Linked DNA regions of Homo sapiens: region 1 is linked to region 2. A link is an interaction called in ENCODE POLR2A ChIA-PET data of the cell type or tissue named here. Cell type or tissue: CD4-positive, alpha-beta T cell. All regions are shown on one strand.

Region 1 (4,000 bases), 74 kb before region 2:
TTGAGCCAAGGACATTGAGGATTGAGTGAGCCGTGATAATGCCACTGCACTCCAGCCTGAGTGACAGAGGGAGACTCTGTCTTAAAGAAAATAATAATAATAATACATCTATCACCTTGGCTGGATGGGATGGCTCATGCCTGTAATGCCAACACTTTGGAGGCCAACGCAGGAGGATTGCTTGAGCCCAGGAGTTTGATACCAGCTTGGACAACATAATGAGACTTCGTCTCCACTAAAAATAAAATAAAATAATTAGCTAGGCATGGTGGCATCTGACTGTAGTCCCAGCTACTCGGGAGGCTATAGTGGGAGAATTGTTTCAGCCTGGGAGGTTGAGGCTTCAGTGAGTGGTGCTCACATACTGTACTCCAACCTGGGTGACCGTGAGACCCTGTCTATCTGGGGAAAAAAAAAAAAAAGTTGGGTCTGGCCATTAGGCTTGCCAAGGTGAAATATTGAGAGACAAAGCAATTTGTCAGGCTCTCGTTCTCTCTGCTGTGACATCTGGTTGTTGCTGGTCAGCCTGGTCCCAGAGTGAGATGTGAACTGGAGGCTCTGCTAACCCCTGATGGACATGTAGCCCAACCATGAAATAAACTCTGTTATAAGCCACTAAGACTGGGTGTTATTTATCACAGAGGCATGGACCTAACCTATCCTAACTGATAATATGAGTTTGGTGTTTGTCCTTCTATTCTGTGCTGTTATGTTTTTATCATATATATAAATATCCAAAACCAATATATTGCATTGTTTTGGTTTTTAAAAATACATGCACAGCTTCATGCTGTATGGACTGTCCTGCAAATTGCTTCTTTCACTCAATGTTGTGGGTTTTTTTTTTTTTTTTTTTTTTTTTTTTTTTGAGATGGAGTCTCATTCTGTCACCCAGGCCAGAATGCAGTGGTGCCACCTCGGCTCACTGCAACTTCCATCTCCCGGGTTCCAGTGATTCTCCTGGCTCAGCCTCCTGAGTAGCTGGTACTACAGGTGCCCACCACCATGCCCGGCTAATATATATATATATATATATATATATATATATATATATATATATGCACACACACATATATATATATATATATTTAGTAGAGATGGGGTTTCACCATGTTGGCCAGGGTGGTCTCGAATGCCTGACCTCAAGTGATCTGCCTGCTTCAGCCTCCAAAAGTGCTGGGATTATAGGCATGAGCCACCCCGCCTGGCCTTAATGTTGTGTTTTTGAGGTCTATCTCTAGTTCGTTGCTGCTGTTTGTAGCATATCCCATTGCCTAAATTTTTATTATTCTTTATTCCTTCCTCATGGATATTTAAAGCAGAGCTAATTTTTTGTGATTGTGAACAGTGCTTCAGTGGATGTCCTTGGACATGTCTCCTGGTGCACATGTAGGAGAGTTTCTCTAGGGTATATTCCAAGAAATGGACATGCTGACTGGGAGGACATGCTCATTTTCAACTTTACCAATTGCCAAATTGCTCTCCAAAGTGATTGTATCAACAATACTCCTTCAAATTCTCTTTTTTTTTTCTTTTCCCATCCACTGCCCCTACACGTTACAAACTGGCCCCATTTTTCTCCTAAACCACTTCTGGCATCTCAGCCGTCCCCTACAACTCTCTTCCCATCCTTACTCTCACTCCAGCTCTTTTTTTTTTGAGACGGAGTCTCACTCTGTCTCCTAGGCTGGAGTGCAGTGGCGCAATCACGGCTCACTGCAACCTCCACCTCCTGGGTTCAAGTGATTCTCCTGCCTCAGCCTCCCAACTAGCTGAGATTACAAGCACACGCCACTATGCCTGGCTAATTTTTTTGTATTTTTAGTAGAGACGGGATTTCACCATGTTCTCCAGGCTAGTCTTGAACTCCTGACCTCAGGTGATCTGCCTGCAAGCTCCAGGTCTTGCAAAGCCTGAGAACTGGTATGGCAAGGGCAGAGTGAGAGCAGGGAAGAAATGGAGTCAAGCTGAACAGAGACTTCCGCATCATGAGGGTGGTGGGAGGTGGGGAGGAAGTTCTGAAACCACACACATTTATCATTGTTATTGAGTCAGACAGACAGTGCCTGCTGACATGTAACTGTCAGGCGTTGCCAAGGCACAGTAGGGTTGCAAAGGCTGAGTGTCCACTTCCTCCCAATGAGTCAGGAAGAACCCTTGGATAATTCTCCAAAATAGTTTCAGAGTAAAGGGCAGTGGGATATATGTAATTTCATAATGTGGCTGGCCAGCGGGCCCCCAAGGGACCTCTACCCATCCTCAGAGGGAGGCTGGGAGCTGTGATGACCCAGTTCTCTCCACACATGGGCAGCAGAGAGTCAGGGAATCTTGCCTAAAACTGCCAGCATTCAATTTTCCTTTGTTCAAATCTCCAAGTCTTATCAATTCAAGTCTTTTAAAACCCATATAGTCAATAACTTAATTCTTTGAATAATGATTAGAATGTCAAGGCCAATAATTTTTTGCTTTTGATTTCTAAATCATGAAAAGCCAGCAATGCATTTTTCAAGAAGGCACAATGTCAATACTTCAATTCCTTTTTTTTTTGAGACGGAGTCTCACTCTGTCACCCAGGCTGGAGTGCAGTGGTGCAATCTTGGCTCACTGCAACCTCCACCTCCCAGGTTCAAGCGATTCTCCTGCCTCAGCTTCCTGAGTAGCTGGGATTACAGGCCCACCACCACGCCTGGCTAATTTTTGTATTTTTAGTAGAGACGGGGTTTCACCATGTTGGCCAGGCTGGTCTTGAATACCTGACCTTGTGATCTGCCCTCCTCAGCCTCCCAAAGTGCTGGGATTACAGGCATGAGCCACCCCGCCTGGCTGGTTTGTAGAATTCTTTATATATTCTGGACATAGGTCAGATGATTGAGATCAAATGTGAATCTGGGCTGGGCGCAATGGCTTGCATCTGTAATCCTAGCACTTTGGGAGGCCGAGGCAAGTGGATCACTTGAGGTCAGGAGTTCAAGACCAGCCTGGCCAACAGGGTGAAACCCTGTCTCTACTAAAAATTTAAAAATTAGCTGGGTGTAGTGGCACTTACCTGTAGTCTCAGTTACTCAGGAGGTTGAGGCAGGAGAATTGCTTGAACCTGAGAGGTGGAGGTTGCAGTGAGCCAAGATCATGCCACTGCACTCCAGCCTGGGACACAGAGCAAGACTCTCTGTCAAAAAAAAAAAAAAAAAAAAAGGTGAGGCCGGGCGCAGTGGCTCATGCCTGTAATCCCAGCACTTTGGGAGGCCGAGGTGGGCAGGTCACCTGAGGTCGGGAGTTTGAGACCAGCCTGACCAACATAGAGAAACCCCATCTCTACTAAAAATACAAAATTAGCTGGGCGTGGTGGCAAATGCCTGTAATCCCAGCTACTAGGGAGGCTGACGCAGGAGAATCACTTGAACCTGGGAGGTGGAGGTTGCAGTGAGCCGAGATCACACCATTGCACTCCAGCCTGGGCAACAAGAGCAAAACTCCGTCTCAAAAAAAAAAAAAAAAAAAAAAAAGGTGAATCTGTCAAACTTTCTTTTGTCAATTAACATCAAAGACGTAGTGCTATCCCAGCACTTTGGGAGGCTGAATTAGCTGGGCGTGGTGGTGGATGCCTGTAATCCCTGCTACTCTGGAGGCTGAGGCAGGAGAATTGCTTGAACTAGGAAGGTAGAGGTTGCAGTGAGTCAAAATCACGCCACTGCACTCCAGCCTGGGCCAAAGAGCGAGACTGTCTCAAAGAAAAAAAAAAAAAAAGACAGTGCTGAGAAATCTTGTTCTCTGCCTGGCCAACATGGTGAAACCTCATCTCTACTAAAATACAAAAATTTGCTGGGTGTGGTGGCGGGCACCTGTAATCCCAGCTACTCAGGAGGCTGAGGCAGGATAATTGCTTGAACCCAGAAGACGGAGGTTGCAGTAAGCCGAGATCGCACCATTGCACTCCAGCCTGGGCGACAAGAGTGAAACTCCACCTAAAAAAAAAAAAAAAAAAAAAAAAAAAAGGAATCTC
Region 2 (4,000 bases):
TAATCACCCTCTCTCTCTCTTTGCCTGTGCCTTCCATAGAATAAGGATGCCACTGACCCGTGCCCGTCCTCTCAGTCCTCTGTTTCATATCCAGCTGTTTCATTTGAATGCAGAGCTGCTTCCCTTGTTTTTATGTAAAATGTTTCAGCAGCACATTACAAAACTCATACTGAATGAGCAAATGACACATGTGCTTGTTTGCTTCTTGTGACATACATTGGTCTGCGCAAAGCTTTCTCAAAGGACCACTGTCTCACTCATGAATATCTGCTCCTCTGCTCCTGAATTGCTGAATCCTTCCAGTGCCCTGGACAAATCTTGGTGAAGTGAGATTATTGTGTTGAGATTCAGGGTTGTTTTTAATGTTTCTTTCTTTGCCAACTCTTGGGGGTTTGAATGTTTTAAATTTGAACTCCAACTTTATTATACTGAAAATCAGACCGCCCATTTTTTCTTTCTACCCCTTTTCAGAAAGGCCTAAAGAATGTATTTGACGAAGCAATATTGGCTGCCCTGGAGCCTCCAGAACCGAAGAAGAGCCGCAGGTGTGTGCTGCTATGAACATCTCTCCAGAGCCCTTTCTGCACAGCTGGTGTCGGCATCATACTAAAAGCAATGTTTAAATCAAACTAAAGATTAAAAATTAAAATTCGTTTTTGCAATAATGACAAATGCCCTGCACCTACCCACATGCACTCGTGTGAGACAAGGCCCATAGGTATGGCCCCCCCCTTCCCCCTCCCAGTACTAGTTAATTTTGAGTAATTGTATTGTCAGAAAAGTGATTAGTACTATTTTTTTTTGTTGTTTCAAAAAAAAAATTTTTGTGTGTGTGTGTTTTTTTTTTTTTTTTTTTTGTTGTTTAAAAGCAAGGCATGCTTGTGGATGACTCTGTAACAGACTAATTGGAATTGTTGAAGCTGCTCCCTGGTTCCACTCTGGAGAGTAATCTGGGACATCTTAGTGTTTTGTTTTGTTTTTTTCCCTCCTCTTTTTTTTGGGGGGGAGTGTGTGTGGGGTTTGTTTTTTAGTCTTGTTTTTTTAATTCATTAACCAGTGGTTAGCCCTTAAGGGGAGGAGGACGGATTGATTCCACATTCCACTTCCTAGATCTAGTTTAGAAAACATGTTCCCCATCTGGTGCTCTTAGGAAGGAGTATAGTAAATGCCTCATTTAATAACATACTCCTTTTTGAAAGTTGCCTTTTCTCTCCACCCTTGAGTAGATCCAGTATTTGATGAAACTCATGAAAGTGGGTGGAGCCCATCTTGCCCCTCCTCTTTTCTAGGACGCACTATATGTGACTGTGACTTTCAAGGACATTTGTTTGCCATTTGCTGATTTTTTTGGGAAGTTAATTTCTAACTTCTTTCACTGATAAATGAAGAAAAGTATTGCACCTTTGAAATGCACCAAATGAATTGAGTTTGTAATTAAAAAAATTTTTTTCCCTTTCAGTCATTGTCTTATATGCTTAGCATAGATTTGCAGCTCAGTAGTATATGGTGTTCCTAGAATGCAGCTGAAGACCTGTTATGTAGAGGAAATACGAGGGGTGGTGCTAGAAGACAGACATCTGTGGAATGATTCACATCCTCTCAAGTTAGGAGGATGGAGGCCTGCTTCATTAAGAAGCTGGGGGTAGGGTGGGGGTGGGGAGAACACTTAACAACATGGGGACCAGTCAGGGGAATCCCCTTATTTCTGTTTTGCATATGAGGAACCCTAGAGCAGCCAGGTGAGGCTCTCTAGTTTAATAAAAATCATGGAAAGACTCTTAATGCAGACTCTTCTTAAGTGTTAATAGGGATTTTTTCAGCTTATTTTGGTTGCAGTTTCCAATTTTTAAAAATGTTGAGGTAATCTTTCCCACCTTCCCAAACCTAATTCTTGTAGATGCATTAGTGTTGAACCAATGCTTTCTCATGTCTCAATTCTTTGTATATGCATTCTTTTCAGATGTATTAAACAAACAAAAACCCTTCACAAGCCAGCCTGAGGGTTGTTATTTTCCCTCCGTCTCTTACTTTTCAGATATTGAGGAGTGGGAATTTGACTCTTGATAACATCAATTTCTAACAAACTTTGGGATAAAATTTTAAAGCTTTATTATTTTTATTTTCTGGCATTTTAGTTTGAGATAATATTTAGCCCTCTATATGTTCAGGTTTGTGCTTTCTCCTCTAAGTTTGACCCTTCCCTTAAATACCAAGTAGGTCCATAATAATTCTTAGTGAAGCAGTGTTCAGGAAGCTCACTGCTCATGGTGGAAGGAAATGTCAGTGTACCTTTAATCCATAGATCATTGAAAAGCAGCTCATTTTCCCCCAAGTTTTCTGCATCAGTGGTTCTCCAACTGGAGTGCAGCTTGAACAATGTGATTTTTAAGTTTTCCAGGCATTTCTAAAATGTAGCCAAGTTTGGGAATCACCACACCTAGTTGGTTATCTCAAACTACTACTATCAGAATACAGGTTCTGTGCTGCGAATCTGAATATGGGATACATTTTCTTTAGGTAGCAAGAAAGGTTTATTTACCTTTAGGACATTATACTGATCTGCATGAGAATCTTAGAAACTAAGAACCCTTAAAATCAGTTAAGGTTGGTACACTGTGGCCTCATTTTGATAGTTCTCTGCATGGAGTCATGTTTGGCATGATTTGCATACTGTGCTAGAATTAAGCTGGGTTGGTTGAGAAGGGGTTAGGAAGAGGCAGATGTAAGCTTTAACAGTTCTAACCAAGAAATGCATCTTATTTATTCCTTGTTGACTATACTAGGGAGAGATACCTGGATCATGTGATACCCTGGAAAGCAGGGACATATGTATCCTTAGTGTAGTCAGGGGCGTATAGGTCCTTGACTATTGCTATATCTTTGTCCTAAAGCAATGCTTGACATGATATGGCTCTAGAAGTAGTCATTGGATGGGTATATTATTTTATAAATGAGTAAGTGAAATAAAGCAGGTCATACAGTTGTGTCAACGAATTATCCGTGTATCAGAAGAACAAGGATGATGGGGATTGATTGAAGCTAATGTTTTCTTAAATATTTTCAGATTGATTTCTGCATGTCAGAAGAACTTGGGTAGCAAGTGGATGCAGCTTAGGTTTTCCATTTAAATATTGTTTTCTATTTGACGTAACAAACTTGCTTATAGTCGTGGCTTAGAAGGTGAGTGATATTCTCCAGGGAGTATGATTTAGAGGCTGGAAAGGGTTATTGAAAATAGTCCTTACAGGCTTAGTTTGTGTCAGAATTTATAGTATTTAATACGATGTTAATATATTATTGCTATTTATAAGTGTTTTACTGAACATCCTAGAAATAGATTTTTTTTTTTTTTTTTTTTTGAGACGGAGTCTCGCTCTGTCGCCCAGGCTGGAGTGCAGTGGCGCGATCTCGGCTCACTGCAAGCTCCGCCTCCCGGGTTCACGCCATTCTCCTGCCTCAGCCTCCCGAGTAGCTGGGACTACCGGCGCCCGCTACCACGCCCGGCTAATTTTTTGTATTTTTAGTAGAGACGGGGTTTCACCGTGTTAGCCAGAATGGTCTCGATCTCCTGACCTCGTGATCCGCCCGCCTCGGCCTCCCAAAGTGCTGGGATTACAGGCGTGAGCCACCGCGCCCGGCCAGAAATAGATTTTATAGTTAAAGCGATGTTCTTCAAGCTGGACTTTATGCCACAAGGGGAGTGTATTCTAAAGGGGAAGAAAAGGATTGTGGTTTAAAAGAACAATTGTAATATTTCCTTCATTCTGAGGTGTATTTTTCTCACATTTTCATATTGTAATTAGGATACCTGTTAACATTGGTGTACATTTAATGTAGTAGTACTTTTTCTCCTTTTGCCCTGCAAGTTGTCACTAAATTTGTGCTATCATAATTGTTACCTTCATAGAATGCTTAAATAGTGGTACTTCTTTGACTTGTTAGGTTTGGACTATTTTCCTTTTCTTCTTCCATTTGTGAGGTAAATTAGTGGTTATTTTGG

What was found. ChIA-PET counts read pairs that join two places held together with the same protein. Peaks named below come from ENCODE experiments on the same cell type or tissue, not always from the same donor. Only the 100,000 strongest peaks of a DNase experiment are listed, where the experiment ranks them.
Region 1: POLR2A ChIA-PET joins it to region 2 with 8 read pairs; 12 of 35 experiments call an interaction of 5 or more read pairs at or near these places.

What each region holds. Positions count from the first base shown.
Region 1 is chr1:22,017,172-22,021,171 of GRCh38, forward strand. No RefSeq gene overlaps it. Among named protein-coding and RNA genes, the nearest start is that of LINC00339, 6.0 kb to the right of the region's middle. RefSeq lists an enhancer at 1,785-1,874 and a silencer at 2,075-2,134. In CD4-positive, alpha-beta T cell, a CTCF peak has its summit at 2,271; a DNase peak (open chromatin) is centred at 2,020.
Region 2 is chr1:22,090,957-22,094,956 of GRCh38, forward strand. CDC42 (cell division cycle 42) reads left to right here. Exons shown (of 6, transcript NM_001791.4): 6 at 472-4,000. The coding sequence ends at 561. Among named protein-coding and RNA genes, the nearest start is that of CDC42, 40 kb to the left of the region's middle. In CD4-positive, alpha-beta T cell, no CTCF peak of the experiment used is centred here; a DNase peak (open chromatin) is centred at 1,635.